Regions from separate parts of the Homo sapiens genome. Here region 1 is linked to region 2. A link is an interaction called in ENCODE POLR2A ChIA-PET data of the cell type or tissue named here. Cell type or tissue: OCI-LY7. All regions are shown on one strand. Links, peaks and the distances in the headings refer to the core of each region. The heading gives the core; the rest is flanking DNA.

The links. Peaks named below come from ENCODE experiments on the same cell type or tissue, not always from the same donor. Only the 100,000 strongest peaks of a DNase experiment are listed, where the experiment ranks them.
Region 1: POLR2A ChIA-PET joins it to region 2 with 20 read pairs; 2 of 35 experiments call an interaction of 5 or more read pairs at or near these places.

The regions. Positions count from the first base shown.
Region 1 is chr1:9,189,436-9,201,766 of GRCh38, forward strand. It overlaps LNCTAM34A (long non coding transcriptional activator of miR34a), which reads left to right. Exons shown (of 3, transcript NR_132738.1): 3 at 1,958-2,651. Among named protein-coding and RNA genes, the nearest start is that of MIR34AHG, 13 kb to the left of the region's middle. RefSeq lists an enhancer at 8,592-9,112. In OCI-LY7, for the core only: CTCF peaks have their summits at 7,193 (motif pointing left) and 7,396; a DNase peak (open chromatin) is centred at 7,206.
Region 2 is chr1:9,073,630-9,085,960 of GRCh38, forward strand. It overlaps a transcript of SLC2A5 not described here and LOC124900441. Among named protein-coding and RNA genes, the nearest start is that of SLC2A5, 10 kb to the left of the region's middle. RefSeq lists an enhancer at 2,663-2,752. In OCI-LY7, for the core only: no CTCF peak of the experiment used is centred there; DNase peaks (open chromatin) are centred at 4,642, 5,702, 6,562, 6,912 and 3 weaker places; H3K4me3 peaks cover 4,753 bases; H3K27ac peaks cover 5,000 bases.

The sequences.
Region 1 (12,331 bases), core at 4,334-9,333, 120 kb after region 2:
AACACTGGAGACAGAGGACAGGTCCCCAGGTCCTGCAGCTGCTGAAACTTACGGTAGAAGGGACAGGCCTCCGCTGAGCTGCTGAGGTCTACAGAACCTGAAGGCTGCCCAGCCAGTGCCACCCAGTTTTGCTACCATGAGCCCCAGTCTGAGAGATCCTTCCCTTTCTGGGCACTGGGTCTAGAGAGGCAGCATAAAAGCTTGCTTTTGTTCTACTCGTATCTTATCAAGGTCACAAGTTGACCTCCATGTTGCTAAATCCAATGGTCAGTTTCAAGAACTGTCTGCTGGGCTCATCAACGTAATTTGACACAGCGGGCCCCCTCCAGATCTTTAGAACTCCTGTTTTTACTCCTTTGGATCTTTAGATGCCACTCCTTGGTTCTCACCTACTTCCTTGGCCGTTCCTTTTCAGTCTCCTCTGCTGGTTCCTCCTCCAGCCCCCACCCTCTTTGTGTTAGAGGACCCCATGGCCTGGTCCTTGGACCCCGTCTCTACCTACACTCCCTTTCCGGGTGATTTCATCCAGCCTCCTAGTTTTGAATAACATTTGTACTCTGATGCCTCCCGAGTTACTATCTGCAGCCACCACTTCTCTCACCTCCAGACTCTCATAGCCAACTGCCAATTCCAAGTCCTATAGATGTGTGGTAGGAATCTCCAAAGTTGTGTTTCCAAAACAAAAGTCTTGATTGCATCCTGCCTACCCAGACTGCTCCTCTGAAGTCTTCCCCATCTCCATAGGTACCAACTCCAACCTTCTAGTGCCTGGCCAAAAACCTTGCAGGCCATTCTTGGCTCCTGACTTAGCCTACATCCAATCCATCAGCAAAGCCTGCTGCCTCCATCTGTAAAATACACTCAGGATCCAAACACTTCTCTGTTTTTTTCTCATCACATTCATCGCTTCTACTCTTGTCCAAGCTACTATTGTTCTCTTTCTTGACACAGGGTCTCACTCTGTTGCCCAGGCTGGAGTGCAGTAGTGCAATCTCAGCTCCGCCTCCAGAGCTCAAGCTATCTGCAACCTCCTCTTCCAGAGCTTAAGCGATCCTCCCATCTCAGCCTCCTGAGTAGTTAATTGCATGCCACCATGACCAGCTAATTTTTTTAGAGACAGGATTTCGCTATGTTTCCCAGGCTGGTCTCAAACTCCTGGACTTAAGTGATCTGCTCACCTCGGCCTCCCAAAGTGCTGGGATTACAGGTGTGAGCCATCACACCTGGCTCATGATCATTCTTTTGCCTGGATGATTGTCCTGGCCTCCTAGCTGGTTTCCCAGGGCCCTTGCTTCCCAAAGTCCATCTTCCATGTGGCATCCAGGAGCCGTCTCACTCTGTTCCCGCCTCCTTGCTGATCTTGGAACGCTCCAGGCCTGGTCCTACATCAGGACCTTTTCATTTGCGGTTCCCGACCAGGACTGCTTCTCCCCTAGATGCCCACGTGACTTGTTCCCCCTTTCCTCCTGTTCCCTGATCAAATACCTGCCGATTGACAAGGCCTTTTCAGATCAGCCCCACCTGCTCACTTGCTTTCCTGCCTGTCCACATATTTACCATCAGAACAGAATTCTGCCCATCCGTTTATTGTCTGTCTCCCCCAGCAACCACTAGAATGGAAGCTGCATGTGGGCATGGCTTAGTTTTGTCCACTGCTGGATCTCAGCATCCAAAACAGTCTACCACCTGGTAAGTGCTACAGAAACATTTACGAACAAGAAACCAGTACTGGCTACCCCGCCTCTGCCTGTGCTCATCTTATCTTCCACCTGAAAGGTTCCCCCACTCTAACTTCACCCTGCACCCTTCGACCAGTCAATGATCCCCACAGCTTGGCCCACTCCAAACCCCTTAAAATCCCTGAACCCAAACTCCTCAGGAGGCAGATTTGAGGTTTCCCCCCAACTTCTCATGTGGCTGCCCTATGATTTAAACTCTTTCTCTGCTGCGGTTCCAGATGTCTCAGTATACTGGCTCGCGGCACATCGGGCAAATGAACCTATCAGATAACAACGGCAGATCAGATGCCTGAGCATTCAGAAGCAACAGCTGTGGAGCCCCCGTGGGTTCAGAAGGCCTGGTTCCCGTCTCCAGAAGCCTGGCTCTCCTCCCTCCTGGGCCCACTACTTTGGCTTCTTGTTCCTACGTACAAGGAGTTGCGAAGAAGGCAACTCTTCCCCTCCCTGAAGCCAAAGGAATGAAACAGACTAGGGCGGGAGAGGTGGCCATCCGTCATTAGTTGCGGCCATCAGTAACAGCAACAGGACACGGAACCTAAGGCTGTATCCATCCTGGGCCCCCAGGGAAACATCAGCGGGAGCGGTACTAAGGAAGTGCTCATCTCTTAGAGACAAAGGCCCATGGAGGGGAACAGTAACCATCCCCTCCCAATTCAGAAAATGTTAACATAAGCACTTCATTTCTCATGCAGATAACCACATAAGTCTATTAATAAGAAAGAAAGAGAAAGAAAAAAAAGAAAAAGGAATCCATGCCAGCAGGGTATAGGAATTGGTCTATAGGAGAAAGGGTCACCCACTGAAAGGTGGGCTGAATAGAATTCCTTGCCTGGGCTTTGAGGTCCTGGCATGGAGAAGGCTGTAGAAATGCTGGCATCAGTGGAACCCTCAATAAACAGAATTCTTGTTAAAGAATCACAGTCATTGGTGGAATGGACTGCCCATCTAAGGTCAATCTACACTAAAGGATGGCAGAGATCAAGAGAAAGAGAAAGAAAAAGCACCCATGGCCGGGCATGCGTGGTGGCTCACACCTGTAATCCCAGCACTTAGGGAGGCCGAGGCAGGCGCATCACTTGAGGTCAGGAGTTTGACACCAGCCTGGCCAACATGGTCAAACCCCATCTCTACTAAAAATACAAAAATTAGCCAGGCGTGGTGGCAGGCACCTGTAATCCCAGCTACTCGGGAGGCTGAGGTGAGAGAATTGCTTGAACTGGGAGGCAGAGGTTGCAATGAGCAGAGATTGCACCACTGCACTCCAGCCTGGGCACTAGAGTGAAACTCCATCTCAAAAAAAAAAAAAGAAAAGGAAAAAGAAAAAAGAAAAGCACCCAGATCCTAGGACATATAAATACTTCCAACATGAGGACCGCGGGGTAGCGCCCATGGGAGGTGCAGGTCACTGTCCTTAGCGGAACCCCTTCTCTACCTTGCCACACCGGCACTAAGCCCTCGATCCTTCTGACAGACATGGCCACATTTTTGTACATGTTTGCAGCCATCACTCCTTTCACTGTAGTAAGCTGTGCACTCAGCATCACCCATGTCTTTCTATAAATAGGAAGAAAGCTCAGAACAGCCCTCAGAAAACTGCATGTTGACAGCACCCAGAGTCCTGGCTGGAAGAGGGAAGGGCACTCACAGAGCTGCTTCCCTGGAGCTGTGTCTCTCCCAACTGCCTTGAAGGAATCTCTTGGGAAGGCAGCGACTTCTGGCCTCTGGGGACCTAAAGAAGCCAAGTGGCAAAGCGGTATGAAAACTAAACCAGTTCTAGGTCCAGGTGCACATCAAGGCAGTTTGTGGGGCACGTGGCAGGTCTGCTGAAACACAGTGCCTGCCCCTCGCCAACCTTCTCTCTCTGGCAGGAACCCCCTCCTTTGAGTTAAAAGTGTTGCAGACCCCAGGAAATGCCTGAGAGACCTTGTGCCTTAACAGAGAGAGATGTTATGTGCACCGGATCCCCAACATGCTTTGCAAATGTTGAAGGGAGAAGACAGACGTGGGCCAGATACAACACAAACAAGGCTCTCAGGCCACCAGGCTGAGTGAAGGTGCTATACAGAGGCTTCTTGGCCACCTGGGGCCCCTTTGAGCCTATGAGGGATCCTGGGAGGGTAGTGGAGTGAGGACAGCAGAGGAGCACCAAAGACAAACTCAGCCCATTTCACAATTTTATCGTGAGCCAGCCCTATCTTAGCCCTCTCGTTTTGAAGAAAAGCCAAATTTGTATTTAAAAAAATACTTATGCCTGATGCATTCCCTATTGTGAAATAAGCACATTTATTACACAGAAGGAAACCTGATGTCTCTCAGACCTTGAGCAGACTATTTACAACATTTGGGCTACAAGGCAAGGTGACCTTCAGACCACGAAGTGGCGATGGCTTGCATAGGGCAAGGCAGGGTCTCTGAGAGAACGTGAGACACACAGGCCACCACCATGTTTTAGGGGACCTGGGATTTTGCAACAGGAAGAAATAACAGGTTAGAAAAATGCATGCTTTAAAACATTTAAAATTTAAAAATAGAATGCTTTCACACACACACACTGCAACACAATATAATTGTGCCATTTACTAGTAATGATATAAACATATCTGAATGCCCCTTTGAACACAAAGCACAGCTAAATGCCCCACCTCCAGCAGACAGACCCTGAAGCAACACACCCCCAAGAAAACAAGTGACAGATATATATGATAGATAGATAGATAGATAGATAGATAGATAGATAGATAGATAGATATTATTTTTTTTGAGACAGAGTCTGGTTCTGTCTCAGAAGGGTCAGGTTGCCCAGGCTGGAATGCAGTGGCATGATCTCGGCTCTCTGCAACCTCCACCTCCCTGGCTCAAGCTAGCCTCCTACCTCAGCCTCCCAAGTAGCTGGGACGACAGGTGCATGTCAGCATACCCAGCTAATTTTGGTAGAAATGGAGTCTCACTATGTGGCTCAGGCTGCTCACTACGAGCTCAGAAGAGCTCAAGCAATCCACCCACCTCGGCCTCCCAAAGTATTGGGATTACAGACATGAGTCACCATGCCCGGCTGTAAGTGACAGATATTGACATAAGCCCTGCAATAGGAATCTGAGACCCAGGATTGGACAGGTCAACTAGCAATGCTTCTAAATACAAGTGATCTGGCAAGCTGGCAAAATGTCTGAGTTTCATTCTTTACCTTAGGTCAAAGTTTCATTCTTGATTTGGATCAAAGGGGAAGGAGAAAAAGGCACAAACTGAACCATCAACTCTGTCACCGAAAAGTGGTCCCCTGGATCTTAGTGCTTTGCCACCTTCTTGCCACCCCTATAGTAAAATGCTTTTTTATTCTTTCTTTAAAAATTTCTGTTATTATTATTTTATTTAAATGGGGTCTTGCTATGTTGTCCAGGCTGGTCTCCAACTTCTGGCCTCAAGCAATCTTCCCACTCCAGCCTCCCAAAGTGCTGGGATTACAGACGTAAGCCACCATGTCCAGCCATGATTTTTAAAGGCAGGCATACTTTATACTTTTTGTACACACTTACAGCTCTGATTCTTTTTTTAAACATATTTATTTATTTTTGTTGAGATGAGGTCTCGCTATGTTGCCCAGGCTGGTCTTGAACTCCTGGGCCCAAGTGATCCTCCTGCTTCGGCCTCCCAAGTAGTTGAGATTACAGGTGAGAGCCGCCATGCCTGGTTCAGGCTCTGATTCTTATGTCAGTGAATGCCCAGTAAATTATTGTTGGCTTGAACTGAATTATCAAGAAGGTGCTATCAAGAATTCTTTGAGCCAGGCACGGTTGCTGACGCCTGTAATCCCAGCACTTTGGGAGGCTGAGGCAGGCAGATCACTTGAGGCCAGGAGTTTGAGACTAGCCTGGCCAACATGGTGAAACCTGGTCTCTACTAAAAAATAAAAAAATTAGCCAGGCATAGAGATGCACACCTGCAGTCCCAGTTACTCAGGTGGCTGAGGCAAGAGAATTGATTGAACCCAGGAGGCGGAGGTTGCAGTGAGCCAAGATCACACCACTGCACTCCTGGGTGACAGATTGAGACCCTGTTTCAAAAAAAAAAAAAAAAAAAAAAGAAGTAAAGGAAAGGAAAAAAGAAAGAGAAAAAAAAAGAAAAATAATTCTTTGGCTAGGTATGATGGCACTTTGGGAGGCCGAGGCAGACGGATCGCTTGAGCCCAGGAGTTCAAGACCAGACTGAGCAGTATGGCAAAACCCCGTCTCTACAAAAAGTACAGAAACATAGCCTGGGGCGGTGGTGGGCGCCTGTAGTCCCAGCTACTCTGAAGGCTGAGATGAGAGGATTGCTTGAGCCCAGGAGGTTGAGGCTACAATGAGCTGAGATCACACCACTGCACTCTAGCCTGGGTGACAGAGCAAGACCCTGTCTCAAAAAAAAAAAATTATTATTTGGGAGATATAATTTTACATCATCAGAGGGTCAAAAAAAACCCTCTATTTTGCCTATTGGCCCCATTTGAGATGACCCTGGTGAAATTTCTCAGCTAACTTTCTCCACCTCTGTCAAGTTGACCGAGACACCACCTAAATCTCCATGAAGGACCTGGCAGCTTTCCGGCTCTGCAGCATTTTCCCGACAAGTTTGCTGCGCACACGCGGATGCTGACAGCACAGTCTCATGCTTGCCTAAGCCAGAGCACCACCCTCTAGTGTGACACCGTGTGATCTCTATTTTACCATGCAGAAGAGAGGTCATCTCCTGGTACAAGAAAATGGGCTGTCTTCTGGATAACCGCAGCAATTCATCTCTGAGTAGCTGAAGGTCATTAGTATGCATTATACAAGTGGAACCATTTGAGAGAAAAGAGGGAACTCACTGGACACAAAAGTGCACTGAGACTGTGAACAGCAAGTCCCGAACAAGGACACAGAGATAGATCCCAAAGGGAAAGGCTGGAGGGGGAAGGATGCGACCCAGCCGCAGTGGCTGATCCATGAGGGCTCCTGTCTGGGTTCGTGCTGCCAATCAGTAGCATTCCCCAGGCAAGACGTGGGCGCCAGGCCTGACTTGAAACCCAAGGTTGGCTTCAAGATCTTGCAGCTGGATCAGAATGCTGAGTTCATCGTTGCTGGTGGGCCGCCGTCACCTCTCCTTAGCCCCCCTGTTGAAGGATGGCCGGCCCCTCCTGGGAAAATTGCTACATTTCCTCAGATAACAGATGCACACATGACTAATCAGGCCTACCCTAAGAAATGAGAGCCAGCAGCAGAAGCCACAGCGCACACTCTGTATTGTGAAAATGGAATGTGGGATGACCTAGGAGATGACACAAATGCCGAACGGCGAACTTTCTGTTTCTATGAGTCTAATAATGAAAAACTTTTCTGCCTGAACCCGTGGGATCGAATAAAATGAAAAACCCCATTCTGCAAACCACTGCGCCCCATGGGAAGCAGCTCGGTTTCCTTCCCGTGTCGTCGGGAGCCCTCTGATGGAGGAAGCCTAAATTACAGCGCTCATAACCTAACAGGCAGCCGCCGGGCTCAAGTGCCCCCTGATTTTCCAGAATCGAAAAGAAGAGGAACCATAAAAGAAGCCGAATGTTTTCTCCCCCTGGCACTTTGCCCAGTGACAGTTGTCAATCAGAGGTGCTGCAGACCGACTCGAAGGCAGCGTTCAGTGCCCAGGCACACTGCCTGCTGCCGTTGGTTCCTCCCATGGTTCTCAGGGCGCCAGGTCTCTGTCAACTCCCAGCCCCCAGTTTCCTTACCTTGTCCTACTGCATCTGAGTCAGGATGCCTGATGGGTTGAGCGCTGATGATCTCATCCGTGTCCCACATGTCCCAGGGAATCCCAGGTCTGCCCTGAGCTTCCTGTGTCCTTGGGAAAGTCGGTTAATCTCTGGGCCTCACTGTCCTCATCGCTGAGCTTGGGGACTTGTAACAGATGATTTCTAAGTATCTTCCAGCTTTGAATAGAGCATTTGTCTTGGGTGGCCAGGCTTAAAGTTTAAAGGCATAAAAGGAAAATGGGATCTGATCTTTAATCAGAACTGCTGAGAATGAGAAGCGCAGAGCAAACTACCGACTGCATTGGGTGAAAAGTGAAAATGGTCGGTGGGGAGGTGCCACGGTCAGGATCTGAGGCGCTAGGATCTTGCCAGTGCCTTGGCGCCTTTCTCTGCAGTCCCCGGCCTGCCTCCCTTCTGCTCCCTCTCTTCCGGAGTCTGGTGCTGCCAATTTGCCAGGTGAGCCCCGCCAGCGTCCCATTGCCGGTTCTCGTGGCCCTCACCTTTTCCTTATACCTTCATCCCTGCAGGAGTCGCAGGACCTCAGCTGGCCAGTTGGCTCTGCCTGGAAGGTGCAGGTCTTGTCCTTGTCAGGGAGACTGGCAGCCGCAATGCTGTGCCTGTCCCAGGCTGAGCAAGAGGCTCCTGGTGTCGATTCTGGAGCAGCCACAGGCCTCAGCAGGCCCCCAAAAGTGATGACATCAGCACAGTACTGCACCAGCTCTGAGGGCCCCACTGCCCCTGCCATCTCCTCCTCCTCTCCCTCTCCAGTCTCCCTCTCCTCCCAGCACAGTGCAGCCTCCAAGGGCAGCCTCCACGGTGGAGATGCTCAAGCTAAAGCATGGGGACAGGAAAAAGCAACCACCAGGGTGGAGGGTCTCCCAGGGGAAGCACAAGGTCTGGGACAATGAGAGGCATCAGTCACCGAACCATCTCACAACTCGAACAACCCCAGAAGAGCGGGCTGGAGAGTGCAATGTGACATCACTTCCCATCTTGCTGGGAGACAGGGCTTTTGCCAAGAACGGGCCCCTGGGGATTCATCGGGCGACATTTTCATGCCACTGGCATAAATAAAGACTTGTACCAAAGGCTGCCATTCTGGGCAGAAGGTGCTGTCTAGACCCCCTTAGGGCTGCCCTCTCTGGCCCCAGGCCCCTGGCTCCTACCACCTAAGCCCATCACATCACCCAGGAGGGTCGGCAGCTGCTGGCCCCCACCCACATTCGCTGGCTTGGTTTTACTCTGCAGGGGAAGCTGGACTTCCTCCACATCCAAGTTCAACTACATGACATCAGGAACACAGCCTTTCTCCCGACACCTTCGAGCCTCTATTTGTCTCCAGTAGCTGTCCCAGAAATCATGGGTGGGAGCATTCAAAAATGTGGTTCCAGAGGTCCCCTTGCCCTAGCCCAAAAGGCTGCCTGAGCTGGGGATCCCTTCCTTACCCCCCAATCCGAAAGGCAGCCTGGCCTTCCAAACTGGAGTCCGTGGTTCAGAGTAGGAGATCCACAGTCAGGGCCCGGGACACGGCTTCCCCTGGCTGGTCTCAAAGTCTTCCTAACCCTCCAGGGGTCCGTCCTGGTCTTCCACGGAGTTTCCCAAAAGCGCGCGCCACACTTGGTGGGCGCTCAGCCCCGAAGCGCCTGTGAACACCGCCCATCCCAGGACGCACGAAGCCAGTTGGTACGAGCACCTAGAAGCAGCACTCCCCATTTGTCATCCTTCCCACGGGGAAGGCTGCCTGCTGCTCCGAGCCCTCAACTCCAATGAAGTACAGTCGTCAAGAAACGGTGGTCTAAATAAAGCCGGAGACTCACTCACTGCACCAATCAGCACCGTGCGTCCGTCTGGATCTCGGCGCCGGCTGCGCGCAGCCGCCAGGAGGTGGCCGTCGGGACGCGAGCGCCGCCCGGAGCAGTGGTGCAGGGTCTCCGCATCGCCGGCTGCTGCTGCAGCCCCGCAGCGCTCAGCACTGCTGACTTGGCCCGGGCGGCGGGCAGGCGGGCAGGCGGGCGGGGAGGGCGGGGGAGGGCCTGCTGCAGCTTGGGTTCTAACTGCCCCTGCGCAAGGAGACCGGGAGAAGCTGGCTGCAAGGGCTGGGCTGGCCAAGGCTGGGGCAGTTGCAAAGGGTGGGAGCGCAGCAAGCGGAGAAATACCCCTGAGTCAGCACTGGTGCATTGGGAGGTGTCCCGGAGAGCCTGGCCCACGACATGGACAGGGTGTCCGAAACGTACGCCCCTCTGTATCACCCTCTAGTCATGCACCCCCATCTAATTCTGAAACCAACTCTAGCCTCATTTTTTCCCCTCCACGATGATGGGCTGTAATGCACCCTGCTCTGAGGCCTGGGGGGAATGGAAAGACAGAATTCTCTTTCAAGCCCAACCCAGGCCCGGGGAACCCCCTAGATGTTACTGTGGGGTCACAGACAAGGCCGTGGGGATTTGACACGTGGGCAGGGACAAGGGCAACCCCAAAGCTAGTGGATCTGACATGGGGGTGACTGGGTGGTGTGGTGGGCATCATTTCATTCACTGCAGTGGATTTGCTGCCTGGGAAATGCAACCCCCACCGTCCGAGGTCCGCTCCTGTCTTACTAGCTACTTAGCAGCCAGCTTCCCTGTTCTGCTCCCTGAGAGATGAAGGTGTCCCAGGCTAAGATCCCTCCATCACCTGCCCATCCCTGAGGGTCTCATGTCACCTCAGCGGCTGGCACCTCCTCTTCCCAAACACCCCGTGGTGGCTTTGGCCCAGACAGTGCCTGCCTGAGGGAAGGAGGCCTCTGGCCATATGAAGACCGTAGAGGCCAGGGCGGCCATCCCTTGTTCATTTCATCCTGTGTAGTTCCTTTCACAAGCCCCACTGGAGTCATCTGCTCTTCCCCGGGACCCATTTGTGAAGTTCCTGTCTCCCTTGACCTCCCCGTAGGGAACCAGAGACCAGTGGGCAGGGACAGAGTGCTGGGGGCCAACAGTGGCATTTGCTCTGCAGCCCTCAACCAGCAGGCCTCTCCCTTGGCTAATTCCAGGCAGGAAGGACACTCGTTTGTCATCCAGGCTGGGAAGGGAGACACCAGAAGAGAAAAGTGTGTCTGGGCAGGCCAGGTCTGTTCTCTCCCTCTCCCGGGTGGAGAGGTCACAGATACCTCCATCCCATGGATGAGGGCAAACTAAAAAGTCCAGAGACAAACAGCTGGTCCTCGCAGCTTCCAGGGTTGGGAGTCAGAGGCTGGGATGGGTTACGGTTCAGCCTGCTGCACAGGTGAGTCTCCATCCTTAGCATCCTGCCATGCTGACTTCAAAAGACCCTAGTGCGTGGGACCCCAATGACTCGTTTCGGTGTGCTGGGCTCAAAATCGTTCGTGGCCAAGCACGTTAGTCTGGAAAATTTAAGTTGCTGCAGATTGATGGACAGAAGGAGAGATGGTTTTCAATATACAGGGAATGTATTTTAAAATGGAGCAAGAGACAGGGCTGCAAGGAGGGAACGGGCACTTCGAAAGCAGCCAGTAGAAAGTCGCTCCTAATTCTGGGGGAGGGAATTGTGTTCAGCCTGCAGAGTGCTTTTCTAGTCCAGGCGATGATTTGGTCTAAGACTTCATTAAACATTTGTCTATGAGCCCAAATTTCCCCAAATGACTGAGGTGTTTGGTATGAGCACATTGCATGCCCCAGGGAGCTTCAACGCCAGCAGCTTCCTGCCACGGTACAGGCAGGTTCTCTAAGCACGAGCTTTCAATTCAGGCTCCTGTCTATAGCGAGAACCAGAACACAATGCAGGGACCCACAGGGGTCATGTGGCTCCACCAGCCTCAGCCGTTCCCAAAAGCCCAGCTGCTGTTTCAGGGGCTTGCCTGGATAACTTATATCTGAGAGGTTTGCTGCACATCCTTTGAGTGATTTATGGTGAGATCTAAAATTTCTTTGTAAAAAGATACCCTTTTGCTTTGGGAGGGATCACAAGGAGCTCAGCCCTCCAGTGCCCAGGACCACCTGGGCAGATGCCACTGTTGGCACTGTATAATGTCGCCCCCCATGCAGACCTGATCTGAGCTCTGCGTGTCAGGGAATGCCACTTCAGCAGTGCCAGCCTGGGAGCTCCTCCAGCCGGCACCTACTGAGGCAGCAAATGACTTTGGGGAGGCCCTTTGGCTGGGTGCATAGGAGTCTGGGTCCCAGAGACCATAGCTCACATGTCTCAGGCTGCTTATGTACTTCCCCAGAAAGAGCCACTGTCCCAAGTGTGCTTCCTGCTGCTTTTGTGCAGTCCCATCTAGACGAGCCCCTTATGGAGACCCCTCCTCTTCTGCCTGGCACCCAATGCTCCCATCATTCAACACCTGCTACCAACACAGAAGCAGTCCATCCCCTTCTTAAATGCTACAGCCTCTGCCCCGGCGGCCACTAATCATTCTATTCGAGTTTCCCTCCAGAGCTCATCTCAGTAAATCCGGAAGAAGAAAACCTCCATCCCCAGTGAACAAGACCATGAAGGCTGCGTCAGTGTTCCCAGGTTTCAAGCCAAGCTGGAGAAAGATCACAACAGAGACCAGACCCGCATTCTCCGGCCCAATTCCACATGGCTGAGAGAGCCAGCTAACCAGACGCAAACACACGCGGCAGGATGGCACGCGACTGAGGCAAGGAATAAGCCTCAACTCATCAGTAAGTCCACGGGGTCTCCGCCCCCAGCATGTGGGAGAGGGAAACTAGCCCAAAGTCAGCGTCCTGATTGTGCTTTGGATTTGCCCAGGGCTGAGCACTCCCTGGTCCGAGGTACCCAACAAGCTGACCTGAGAATGGGCTGCATCCCCTTCCCTCCCTCCTTCCCTCCT
Region 2 (12,331 bases), core at 4,374-9,373:
CTCACTGGTAGAACTATTAAATGGATGCCTGAAAATCTGTTAGGACAGAAAACAGGAAGATATTCTACCAAAGCCCCTGGTGGTGCAAATGGTGGAGTCTCTTCTGCCTCACTCAGTACATGCTTCTGTACTGTGAGTTAGTTAGTTCATTTGCAGATGGTAAACAAGAGAATGCTGGCCGGGCGCGGTGGCTCACGCCTGTAATCCCAGCACTTTGGGAGGCCAAGGCAGGCGGATTACAGGAATTCAAGACCAGACTGGCCAACATGGTGAAACCCGGTCTCTATTAAAAATACAAGAATTAGCCAGGCTTGGTGGCGGGAGCCCGTAACCCCACCTACTCAGGAGGCTAAGGCGGGAGAATCGCTTGAACCCAGGTAGTGGAGGTTGCAGTGGGCTGAGATCAAACCACTGCACTTCAGCCTGGGTGACAGCGCAAAACTCCATCTCCAAAAATTAAAAAAAAAAAAATACGTCAGTAGAATGCAGAAATTGTGTTTGTGTTCTTAGCAGCATGTTCATATAATAGTTTGAGGTGGTGGTGGAGCGGAGGGGGGCAAGCATTCTCTCAATGAAAGAGCAAGGCTTAGCAACTGTAAACCAAAAAGTATCTGAGACAGGTCTCAATCAATTTAGAAGTCTATTTTGCCAAGGTTAAGGACATGCCCAGAAGAAAAAAGCAGAATCTCAGAAATAGTCTGTGGTCTGTGCCTTTCTCCAAAGATGATTTTGAGGGCGTCGATATTTAAAGAAAAGCTGGCTGGAGGGGAAAGAGGGAGAGTATGGTAACCTACATGTTACAAGAGAAAAGGTACAAGTAGAGGAATCAGCAATTACATGTCTGTCTCTTGCTCAGTAAATCAGCACTTTACATAAAGTGAGGTGAACACAGAGTAGCTACTTGTGGGGATACTTAACCTTTTATCTGTCGCTGTCTGCTTAGGAACATAAGGAAAGACAGCTCCTTGCATGACTCAGCTTTCAGCTTAATTTTGTTTTTCCTTTTTGGCAGAGTGAATTGGGGTCCTGAGTTTTTTATTTTCCTTTACACAACATATGAAGACCTTAAAGAGAAAACGCTGAAAATTCTGCAGGGCTCTGGGCTGGTTTTGTGATTTCAAGAAGCGCTTTCTCCTGTAATCCCAGCATTTTGGGAGGCTGAGGCAGGAGGATCGCTTGAGCCCAGGAGTTCGAGACCAGCCTGGGCAACACAGTGAGACCTTATCTCTACAAATAATCAAAAATTATCTGGGTGTGGTGGTGTGCACCTATAGTCCCAGCTACTTGAGAGGCTGAGGCAGAAGAATTGCTTGAGCCAGGAACTTCAGGCTGCAGTGAGATGTGACTGAGCCACAGAACTCGGCTTGAGCAACAGAGTGAGATCCCATCTCAAAAAACAAAACAAAAAAAAAAAGAAGTGCTTTCCAAGCTTTCTGTGGAGTCCTAATTAGGGAAAAGGAGTCAGGTTGGCAGCACCAGGGGAAAGCAAAAGAGAAAGCAAATAAGCTATAAATCTGCCTCTCTTCATGGTCCACAACAGATAAACAAAGAGGAAGCAGATGAGTTATAGGTCTGTCTGTGTTTATGTCCCAGGAAGTGTAGCCCTCCTGAGCAAATAACACACATAACTCACAGACTTCCCGTTTCACATCAAACACCTCAATTTATCAAACATCCCGGTTGACAGAAGAAGGCAGGTTAGCTCCTGCAGCCGTGGCGTAATCCAACATCCCAAGAGCCATCCTATAAAATCTCCAGCAAGCCTGTTTCCTTGCAGTCCGCTCCTCTTCTGCTGATACCGCCCGTTGCCTCCTTGCAACATATTTTCCTACTTTCTCTAATAAATCTATCTTTCTCTACCTACAACTGTCTTGGTAAATTCTTTTACTCCCGTGCCACTGGCCCAGACAGTTGTCACTCCCCTGTGACCCTTTCAATAATCTTAAACTAAATGGTGGAGTTAGCAGGACAGTTGAAGATATTTTCATATGTAATTTGTTTGTTTTAATTGATTATAGCCTGCATTGGATTTTCAATTTTTTTTTTTTGAGACGAAGTCTCACTCTTGTCCCCCAGGCTGGAGTGCAATGGCATGATCTCAACTCACTGTAACCTCGGCCTCCCAAGTTCAAGTGATTCTCCTGCCTCAACCTCCCAAGTAGTTGGGATTACAGGCACCTGCCACCATGCCCAGCTAATTTTTGTATTTTTAGTAGAAACGGGGTTTCACCATGTTGGTCAAGCTGGTCTCGAACTCCTGACCTGAGGTGATCCACCCACCTCGGCCTCCCAAAGTGCTGGGATTACAGGCGTGAGCCACCGCGCCCGGCATTTTTTTTTTTTTGAGACGGAGTCTCACAGTGTTGCCCAGGCTGGGGTGCAGTGGCACAATCTCAGCTCACTGCAACCTCCACCTCCCAGATTCAAGCGATTCTCTTGCCTCAGCCTCCCGAGTAACTGGAATTACAGACGCACGCCACTACGCCTGGCTAATTTTTGTATTTTTAGTAGAGGCGGGGTTTCGCCATGTTGGCCAGGCTGTTCTAGAACTCCTGACCTCAAATGATCTGACCGCCTCGGCCTCCCAAAGTGCTGGGATTACAGGCGTGAGCCACTGCACCTGGCCGGATTTTCAATTTTGATGAAACAGCTCTACTAGGAGTGAAAGGCCCAAAGACCCTAATCTGAGAAGAGAAAGCAGAAGTTCCCCCAGGCGATGGAGATCTGCCCTAGCTGCTGTGCTTATCAAGACTGCATTTATACTTGTTTGTGTTCAGATTGTAAAACCGCATAGGATTCAAGTGGTCCTTGCCAGTCATTTCTCCCCTTAAGCCCTGTTATTTTGATGTGCCACTTGGCAGAATGTCATGTTCTTTAGGAACAGGTATATCACATGATAGCAGAAATGCCTATATGTGCCTTTGATGCACAAAACGGGGTTGCTATCAAGGTGGTGTCTATATTTGGCTTGCTTGATTGATGGGGAGAGGAAATGGCTCTTGGCCACACCCATTTATTAATCTAAAGGAAAAAACTGAGGTGAAATCCATACAAGTAGAGAGTTTATTTGGGCCAAGTTTGAGGACTGCAACCCAGGAGCATAGATTCAAGTTGCCCTGAATTTATGTTCCTATCAGCAATAGTTACAAGTGTGGTGTTTTTTTTGTTTTTTTTTTTGAGATGCAGTCTCACTCTTGTTGCCCAGACTGGAATGCAGTGGCGTGATCTCGGCTCACTGCAACCTCCGTCTCCCGGGTTCAAGCGATTCTTCTGCCTCAGCCTCCCTAGTAGCTGGGATTACAGGCGCCTGCCACCACGCATGGCTAATTTTGTATTTTTAGTAGAGATAGGGTTTCACCATGTTGGCCAGGCTGGTCTCGAACTCCTGACCTCGTGATCCGCTCGCCTCAGCCTCCCAAAGTGCTGGGATTATAGGCATGAGCCACCATGCCAAGCCTTACAAGTGGGTTTTTAAAAGAAAAAAGGAAGGCTGGACATGGTGGCCCATGCCTATAATCCCAGCACTTTGGGAGGCTGAGGCAGGCAGATCGCTTGAGCTCAGGAGTTCAAGACTAGTCTGGCCAAAATGGTAAGATACCGTCTCTACAAAAATACAAAAATTAGCCAGGCATGGTGCTGCATGCCTGTAGTCCCAGCCACTTGGGAGGCTAGAGTGGAAGGATTGCTTGAGCCTGGGAGGTGGAGGTTGCAGTGAACTGAGATAGCGCCACTGCACTCCTGCCTGGGCAACAGAGTCAAAACCTGTCTCAAAAAAAAAAAAAGCAAAAAAAAAAGAACACAAAAAAACAAAAAAAAAACCCCCAGAAAAGTCTGGACGCAGTGGCTCACGCCTGTAATCCCAGCACTTTGGGAGGCTGAGGCAGGTGGATCGCCTGAGGTCAGGAGTTCAAGACCAGCCTGGCCAACATAGTGAAACCCCATCTCCACTAAAAATACAAAAAAAAAAAGAAAAAAATTAGCTGGGCTTGGTGGCAGGCACCTGTAATTCCAGCTACTCGGGAGGCTGAGGCGGGAGAATCATTTGAACCTGGTTGCAGTGAGCCGAGATCATTCCATTGCACTCCAGCCTGGGCAACAAGGGTGAAACAGGGAGAGAGGGAGGGAGGGAGAGAGGGAGGGAGGGAGGGAAAGAAGGGGAAGAAGGAAGGAAGGAAGGAAGGACAGGAGGGAGGGAGGGGCAATGGGAGTGTTGGTCCTGATCCAGACCCCAAGAGAAGGTTCTTGGACTTTGTGTGAGAAAGAATTCAGGGTGAGTCCATAGAGTAAGGTGAAAGCAAGTTTATTAAGAAAGTAAAGAAATAAAAAAAAGGCTACTCCACAGGCAGAGCAGTGGCCTGGGCTGCTCAACTGATTATATTTATAATTAGTTCTTGTTCTTTGCTAAACAAGGGGAGGATTATCCACTAGTTTTCTGGGAAAGGGGTGGACAGTTCCCCGGAGCTGAGGGCTCCTCCCGCTTTTAGGCCATATAGGGTAACTTCCTGAGGTTGCCATGGCATTTGTAAATTGTCATGGCACTGGTGGGAATGTCTCTTAGCATGCTAATGTATTATAATTAGCATATAATGACAGTGAGGACAACCAGAGGTCACTTCCATCACCATCTTGGTTTCGGTGGGTTTTTGTGGCTTCTTTACCACATCCTTTCATCAGCAAGGTTTTTGTGACCTTGTGCTGACTTCTTATTTCATCCTGTGACTAAGAATGCCTAAACCTCCTGGGAATGCAGCCCAGTAGGTCTCAGCCTCACTTTACTCGGTCCCTATTCAAGATGGAGTCGCTCTGGTTCCAATGCCTCTGACAGGAGGCGGGAAAGGGAGAGAAGACTTTGTATTGGGTACAGTGTACAGCGCTTGGGTGATGGGTGCACCCAAATCCCAGAAATTACCACTAACGAATTTATCCATGTAACCAAGAACCACTTGTATCCCCAAAAACTATTGAAAAACATTTCATTTAAAGAAGAGACAGTTCTTTACCAAGAATTTACATCAAAACCATGTAAACTGTAGATCCACACTACATTGTTCTTTGTACCATGAATTCCAAAACCCTGAAGAAAATGGGTGAGGCAGCTATCAGGAACAAAGTGTCGTCAAATAGCTGCCCTGGACATGGGTGGGGAAGTGACTCAAGTTCCCACTCACGTCTCTCTGGGCCTAATAAATTTTGCGAACCTCACAGGGCTCACACTGCTCAGCTGTTTTTCTTTTCCCACATTCCAGATTTAGATAAGGAAGGAATCATTAACAGATTCAGAGTGGACCTGACCACCCCACAGTGCCCTTGCTTTGCTTTTGGCACAGGCAGTGTATCTCGTCTGGGGAAGGGAGAGGAGTGCATCCAGTCGGTTGACACAGGACCTCCCAACCCCAGTGCCCACGCGCGGTGTCTCCCTCTTCCTCTTCTGTGAAAAGCCACACCCCACCTTGGGCATGCCACCTGGCCGCCGGAACCCAAGTCTGCAGGGAGGGTCCAGAAAACGTGCGCCTTCCAAGTTTATCTTCCTTCAGGAGCCAGTTCTGTATTCTGTCCTCACTTGAGCTCCCTTCCAAGCTCCTACTAGATGTCCCCGAGGCAGAGAGATTGTTGATCACGCTCTGATATGCCTGGGGTGTAAACTTCAGAGACATGACAAGGTGCCTATGTGTTTTCTCACCAAGAACAGAATTTGACCTCGCCTATCAGAGAGTGCACGTGCACAGGAAGGGCGTGCTCCTGGAGAAGCACAGGCAGAAGACGTGAAAGCCGGAGCAGCAGAGGCTCTTCAGGACCCAAGGGGCTTCTGTCGGTTACACATTACCCTGGATAGACACTCCTCTTTTTATTTTTGATTTATTTCTTTATTTTGTTGAGACAGAGTCTCATTCTGTCACCCAGGCTGGAGTACAGTGGCGTGATCTTGGCTCCCTGCAACATTTGCCTCCTAGGCTCAAGTGATTCTCCTGCCTCAGCCTCCCAAATAGCTGGGATTACAGACGTGAGCCACCATGCTTAGCTAATTTTTTGAATTTTTAGTAGAGACGGGGTTTCACCATGTTGGCCAGGCTGATCTCAAACTCCCGACCTCAGGTGATCTGCCCACCTTGGCCTCCCAAAGTGCTGGGATTACAGGCGTGAGCCACCACGCCCAGCCGATATCCCTCTTTTTAAAAACATCATAACATAAAACTTATCATTTTAACTGTACATTTTTAAATAAATGTACCAGTTGAGTTGTGGTAAGTATATTCACATTGTTATGAAACAGATCTCCAGAACCTTTTCATCTTGCAAAACTGAAACTCCGTCCCCATTAAACAACTACTCCCCATTTTCCCTCCCCAAAGTCCCTGGCAACCACCATTCTACTTTTCTGCTTCTACGAATTTGGGCACTCACAATACCTCATGTAAGTAGGATCATGCAGTATTTGCTTTTTTGTAACTGATTTCCGAAGACTTAGAGCATGTCTTCATGAGTCCTTCATGCTGTAACATGGAACAAGATTGCCTTGCTCTCTGAGGCTGGATCATACTCCACTGTGCACACACCACATCTGGTTTACCCATTTATCTGTCAGGTTACTTGGGTTGCTTCTATTAATACCTTTGGCAATTGTGAGAAATGCAGCTATGCGCATGGGTGTACAAGTATCTCGCTGAGCCCCCGTTTTCAATTATTTTGGATATATACCCAGAAGTGGGATCACTGGATCACATGATAATTCTATTTTTAATTTTTTTTAGGAATTACCGTTCTGTTTTCCACAGTAGCTACGCCATTTTACGTTCTCACCAACAGTATATAAGAGTTTCAATTTCTCCACATCCTCACCAGCACTTGTTATTTTCTGGGCTGTGGTTGCTGTTATCGTTGTTTTTGGTAGTAGCCATCCTAACAGGTGTGAGGTGAGCTCTCATTGTGGTTTTGATTTGCATTTCCCTAATGATGAGTGACGTTGAGCATCTTTTCACATTCGTGTTGGCCGTCTGTACATCTTTGGAGAAATGTCTATTCAAGTTCTTTCCTAATGAGACCACTCTCTTTGACCACAGAAAATGAGACCAGGCAGGCCATAAATAATATCCAGTGATGTGCAGGAGCCAGCTTATATATAATGTGAAAACAAATAATTCAAAATCAAAGCTGTTGGAAACTGGAATTATTTTGAGTCTTAAAGGAATGTGCTTATGGGACCTTTAATCCCTCTCGCCTGGGGCGATAGGTGTGAGTCACTCCGCCTGGCCTTGAATAAACTCCTTTAAACTGGATTCTGATCCTTTCAATTATTTCAGGTTGCCAATAACCTCATCAAAATGAAAAAGTGGTGGGTGAGGTTGCTCACGCCTGCAAACTCAGCACCTCAGAGGCTGAGGTAGGCAAATCACTCGAGCTCAGGAGTTAAGACTGGCCTGGACAATGTGGTGAAACATCATCTCTACAAAAAATACTAAAAACAAATAAACAAACAAAAAAAATTAGCTGAGGGTGGTGGCACATGCCCTTGTTCCCAGCTACTCAAGAGGCTGAGGTGGGAGGATCACTTGAGCCTGACTGGTCAGGGCTGGAGTGAGCTGTGATCATACCACTGCACTCCAGGCCGGGAAACAGCATGAGACCTTGTTTCAGAAAAAAAAAAAAAAAAAACCCCAAAAAAAAAAAACACGACCAAAACAAAACCCACACTTTTGTGCCTCAAAAGACATTATCAAGAAAGTAAAAAGATGAGCTGGGTACAGTGGCATGTGCCTATATTCCCAGCGACTTGGGAAGCTGAGGCAGGAGAGATCAGGAGTTCAAGTCCAGCCTGGGCAATGGAGGTAGACTCCTTCTCTTAAAAAAAAAAAAAAAAAAAAAGTAAAAAGACAAGAGACTAGAAGAAAAATTTTTGCAAATCGTATATCTTATAAGGGTCTGGTATCCAGAATATATAAAGAACTCTTACAACTCAACAACAAAAGACAAACAACCAAATTCAAAATGCGCAAAACACTTGAATAGATTATTTTCTCCAAAGAAGATATGCAAATGACCAAGAAGCACATGAAAAGATACTTGGCATCATTACTCACTAGAGAAATGCAAATCAAAAACAAAATGAGGTATCACTTCACACATTAGGATGGCTATCATACTTAAAAAAAAAGGGAAATTAACTAGTGTTGGTGGTCAGGTGAGGTGGCTCACATCTATAATTCCAGCACTTTGGGGAGCTGAGGTGGGTGGATCGTTTTAGCCCAGGAGTTCAAGACCAGCCTGAACAACATGGCAAAACCCCACCTCTACTAAAAATACAAAAATTAGTCAGGTGTGTTGGTGCACACCTGTAATCCCAGCTACTTGGGAGGCCAAGGCACGAGAATTGCTTGAACCCAGGAGGTGGAGGTTGCAGTGAGCTGAGATTGCACCACTGCACCCCAGCCTGGGAGACAGAGCAAGACTCTGTCTCAAAAAAAATAAAATAAAACGAATGTTGTTTAGAATGTGGAGAAATTAGAACACTTGTACCTTGCCGATGGGAATGTAAAATGGTTCAGCTACTGAGGAAAAAACAGTTTGGTGGTTCCTCAAAAAGTTAAACATAGAATTACCATATGACCTAGCAATTCTACTCCTGGATATATACCCAAAAAGAATGAAAAACATGTACTCAAGCGAATACATGTACACATATGTTCGTAGCAGCAGTATTTACATAGCCAAAAGGGGGAAACAGCCAAAATGTCCATCAGTGGATGAACAGATAGGCAAATTGTGGCACATACACAATGGAATACTATACAGCTATAAGAAGAAATGAGCCAGGCACAGGGGTGCATGCCTGTAGTCCCAGCTCCCCAGGAGGCTGAGGTCGGAGGATTGCTTGAGTCCCAGAGTTCAAGTCTAGCCTTGGCAACATAGGGAGACCCTGTCTCTAAAAAAAAAACAGAAGTACTCATACGTGCTACATGAGCTTCAAAAACATGCTGAGTGAAAGAAGCCAGACAGAAAAAGGTTGCATATTGTACAATTCCATTTATGTGAAAGATACAGAATAGATAAATCCATAGAGAATGCAGATTGATGGTCTGGGGAAAGGCTCCTATGTTTTTGAACCTGCCCAGTTGTGGGTGCAATCTTGCACCAGGCAGCCCAACCCTGACCTAAAGTAAATTCCCAGAAGTCTTTCCTGGGTTTTGAATTTGCAGTAACAGCTGTGGGCATTCTAGCAGCAGTTCGATGATCATGTATGGTACTGCAAACAGGACAAAAAAAAAAAAAAATGCAGATTGGTGGCTGCCAGGGGCTGGGGGCAGGGGGAATGAGCAGTGACAGCTAATAGGCACCTTTTCCTTTTGGGGTGAAGAAATAGATGAAGTTATTCATTAATTGTGCAACCCTGTGAATGCTGCCAAATTGTTCACTTTCAAATTGTTGATTTCATGTTATGTAAATTTCACCCCAATAAAAAAAAGAAATCAATACTAGCCTGGGTAACACCGCAAGACTCTGTCTCAAAAAAATTGTTTTAAAGACAACTACTTTGCTGGGACATCATTTATCTACAACTTACAGAACTGTAAGCTCAAAGGCAACGCAAGGGCAGGGCCCTGCTGATTCGGGAAGAGTATGCTTGAAGCAATGCAATTTTCCACGAAAGTGCACATTTTTCTCCACAGTGGTTTGAAATCAGCCATGGTGAAAATGAGACAGGAATAATACAGGGTGGTCGCAGGAGAATAGAAAATTCCAGGCAGCAGTTTTGCATGACTAGCAAAAGGAAACTGTTGAAATAGCTGCAGAAGTAGGGGCCCTGAAAAACAGGATGTGGGCCAAGCTGGCTAAGGCCGACTGGAATCAACATAGCGCTGGATTTGACCTAGGTTTCACGTAGGACCTCATTATGTGCTCATTAACATACTAAACCCTGCGGGGTTCGGTGGCTCATGCCTGTAATCCCAGCACTTTGGGAGGTTGAGGTGGGCAGATCACCCGAGGTCAGGAGTTCAAGACCGGCCTGGCCAAAATGGTGAAACCCCATCTCTGCTAATAATACAAAAAAATTAGCAGGGCATGGTGGCACATGCCTGTAATCCCAGCTACTCGGGAGGCTGAGGCAGAAGAATCACTTGAACCCAGGAGGTGGAGGTTGCAGTGAGCCGAGATTGCACCATTGCACTCCAGCCTGGGCAACAAGAGTGAAACTCCATATCAAAACAAAGAAACAAACAAACAACACATACTAAACCCGGCCAGGCACGGTGGCTCACGCCTGTAATCCCAGCACTTTGGGAGGCCGAGGCGGGCGGATCACGAGGTCAGGAGATCGAGACCATCCTGGCTAACACGGTGAAACCCCGTCTCTACTAAAAATACAAAAAATTAGCCGGGCAAGGTGGCGGGCGCCTGTAGTCCCAGCTACGCGGGAGGCTGAGGCAGGAGCATGGCGTGAACCTGGGAGGCGGAGATTGCAGTGAGCCGAGATAGCGCCACTGCACTCCAGCCTGGGCGACAGCGAGACTCCGTCTCAAAAAAAAAAAAATAATAATAATACTAAACCCACATCCACCAGTGCCATGACAGTTCCTGGGACATCCATATTTGGCATAAAAACAGGTAACACCACAATTTTGAGAAACCCTCACCTTTTTCCAGGAATCTTCATAAATATCCCACCCCTTGGTTAAAGAAACCCATAAAGGTGGAAGCTCCCAACCCTGCTGGGTGCAACTCTCTCTTGAGTAGGCCCGAACTCTCCTTTCTTGAGTGTGTACCTTTTGCTTTGCAATAAATCTCTGTACTTTCACTATTTTCTGACTTGTCCTTGAATTCCTTCTGGCAAAGGTGTCAAAAGCCTGGACACTGCCTGCGGTTAAGGTCCCACTGGCGTTTGGGGACCTCCTCTAGCCCACTGGCATCAGAAACATTACACAAATCAGCTCACACTATAAATCAGCCCCGGGCCCACCATCCCAGCCTGTTGAACATGTTCCAGCACATCACGGACTCTGGTACTACATCAGGCACCAGATCCAGATAACATATCTTGCATCTCACCCAGGATCTTGAGAAACACGCTTTGGAAGCCAGCAGCCCTATGGGGGCAGCCACACCATGTGAGCATCGGCCACACCCTTGGGTGGCCCTGGAACCAGACCATCCTCCAGCCCCCGTTGGTCTGGAAACCAGCAACAGCCCCATCACCTGGGAGCTGGTTAGAAAAATGCAAAATCCACTTCACTCCAGACCTGCTGAATCAGAACCTGCATTTTGGCCACATCCCTGGTGGTTCAAGCTCACATTTAAGTTCGAGAAGCTCTGCTCTAGGCTTTTCCTGAATGTGGCGCATCAGTGATTCCTCCCGGCCCCAAGGCCTCTGTGCCCAACCAGGACTGACTTACCCCGGCCTTGCACAGCACCCGCAGGACTCTCCTTGGTGTTGATGTGGGCACTGGCTGACTGCCACAGCACTCTATGCCTGCTCTCTGACTCTGTCACGCGTCTGCTTTTCCTCCTGGGATAATGTGGTGCTGGTGTTGATGAAAAGAGTCAAACTGTAAAATATTTTTAGAGATTTATTCTGAGCCAAGTATGAGTGACTACGGCCTATGACACAGCCCTCAGGGGGTTCTGAGAACATGTGCCCAAGGGTACAGCTTGCTTTTCTACATTTTAAGGAGGCATGAGACATCAATCAAACACATTTAAGAAATACATTGTTTTGGTCTAGAAAGGCGGGACGATTCAAAGGTGGGGGAGGGTTCTTCCAGGCTATAGGTAAATTTAGACACTTTCTGGTTGATAATTGTTTGAATTTGTCTAAAGACCTGGGATTAAACAGAAAGGAATGTCTGTAAGATAAGAGGTTGTGGAGACCAAAGTTTTACCATGCAGATGAAGCTTTTAGCTAGCAGGCTTCAGAGAGAATAAGTTGCAAAATGTTTTTTATCAGCCTTAAAGTCTGTGTCACTGTTGGTGCTGGAGAGGTTTGATGAGGCATGTTCGAACCCCACTTCCATTATGGCCTGAAACAGTCTCTCAGGTTAAGTTTTAAGAGCCCTGACTGAGGAGGAAGTTCATTCAGATGGTTGTGTCGGGAGGGCGGCTTAGAATTTTACCTTTGGTTACACTGGGGTGGCAGTGGTGCAGGACGGGGCAGGTTTGCTCCCCTCCAGGCCAAGACAAGTGCTGGCTGCAGAAAGGTTTTATCTGCTGGTATTTGAAAAGCTTTCCCTGATGCAACGGGCCCAGGCAAATCCTGGGAGTTCTGCTGTCTGCCAGGGAGAAAAGCTGAAGGGAGGAAGGGTCTGATCCCATCTCTGGTATCATGGTCCTAAGAAATTGCTGG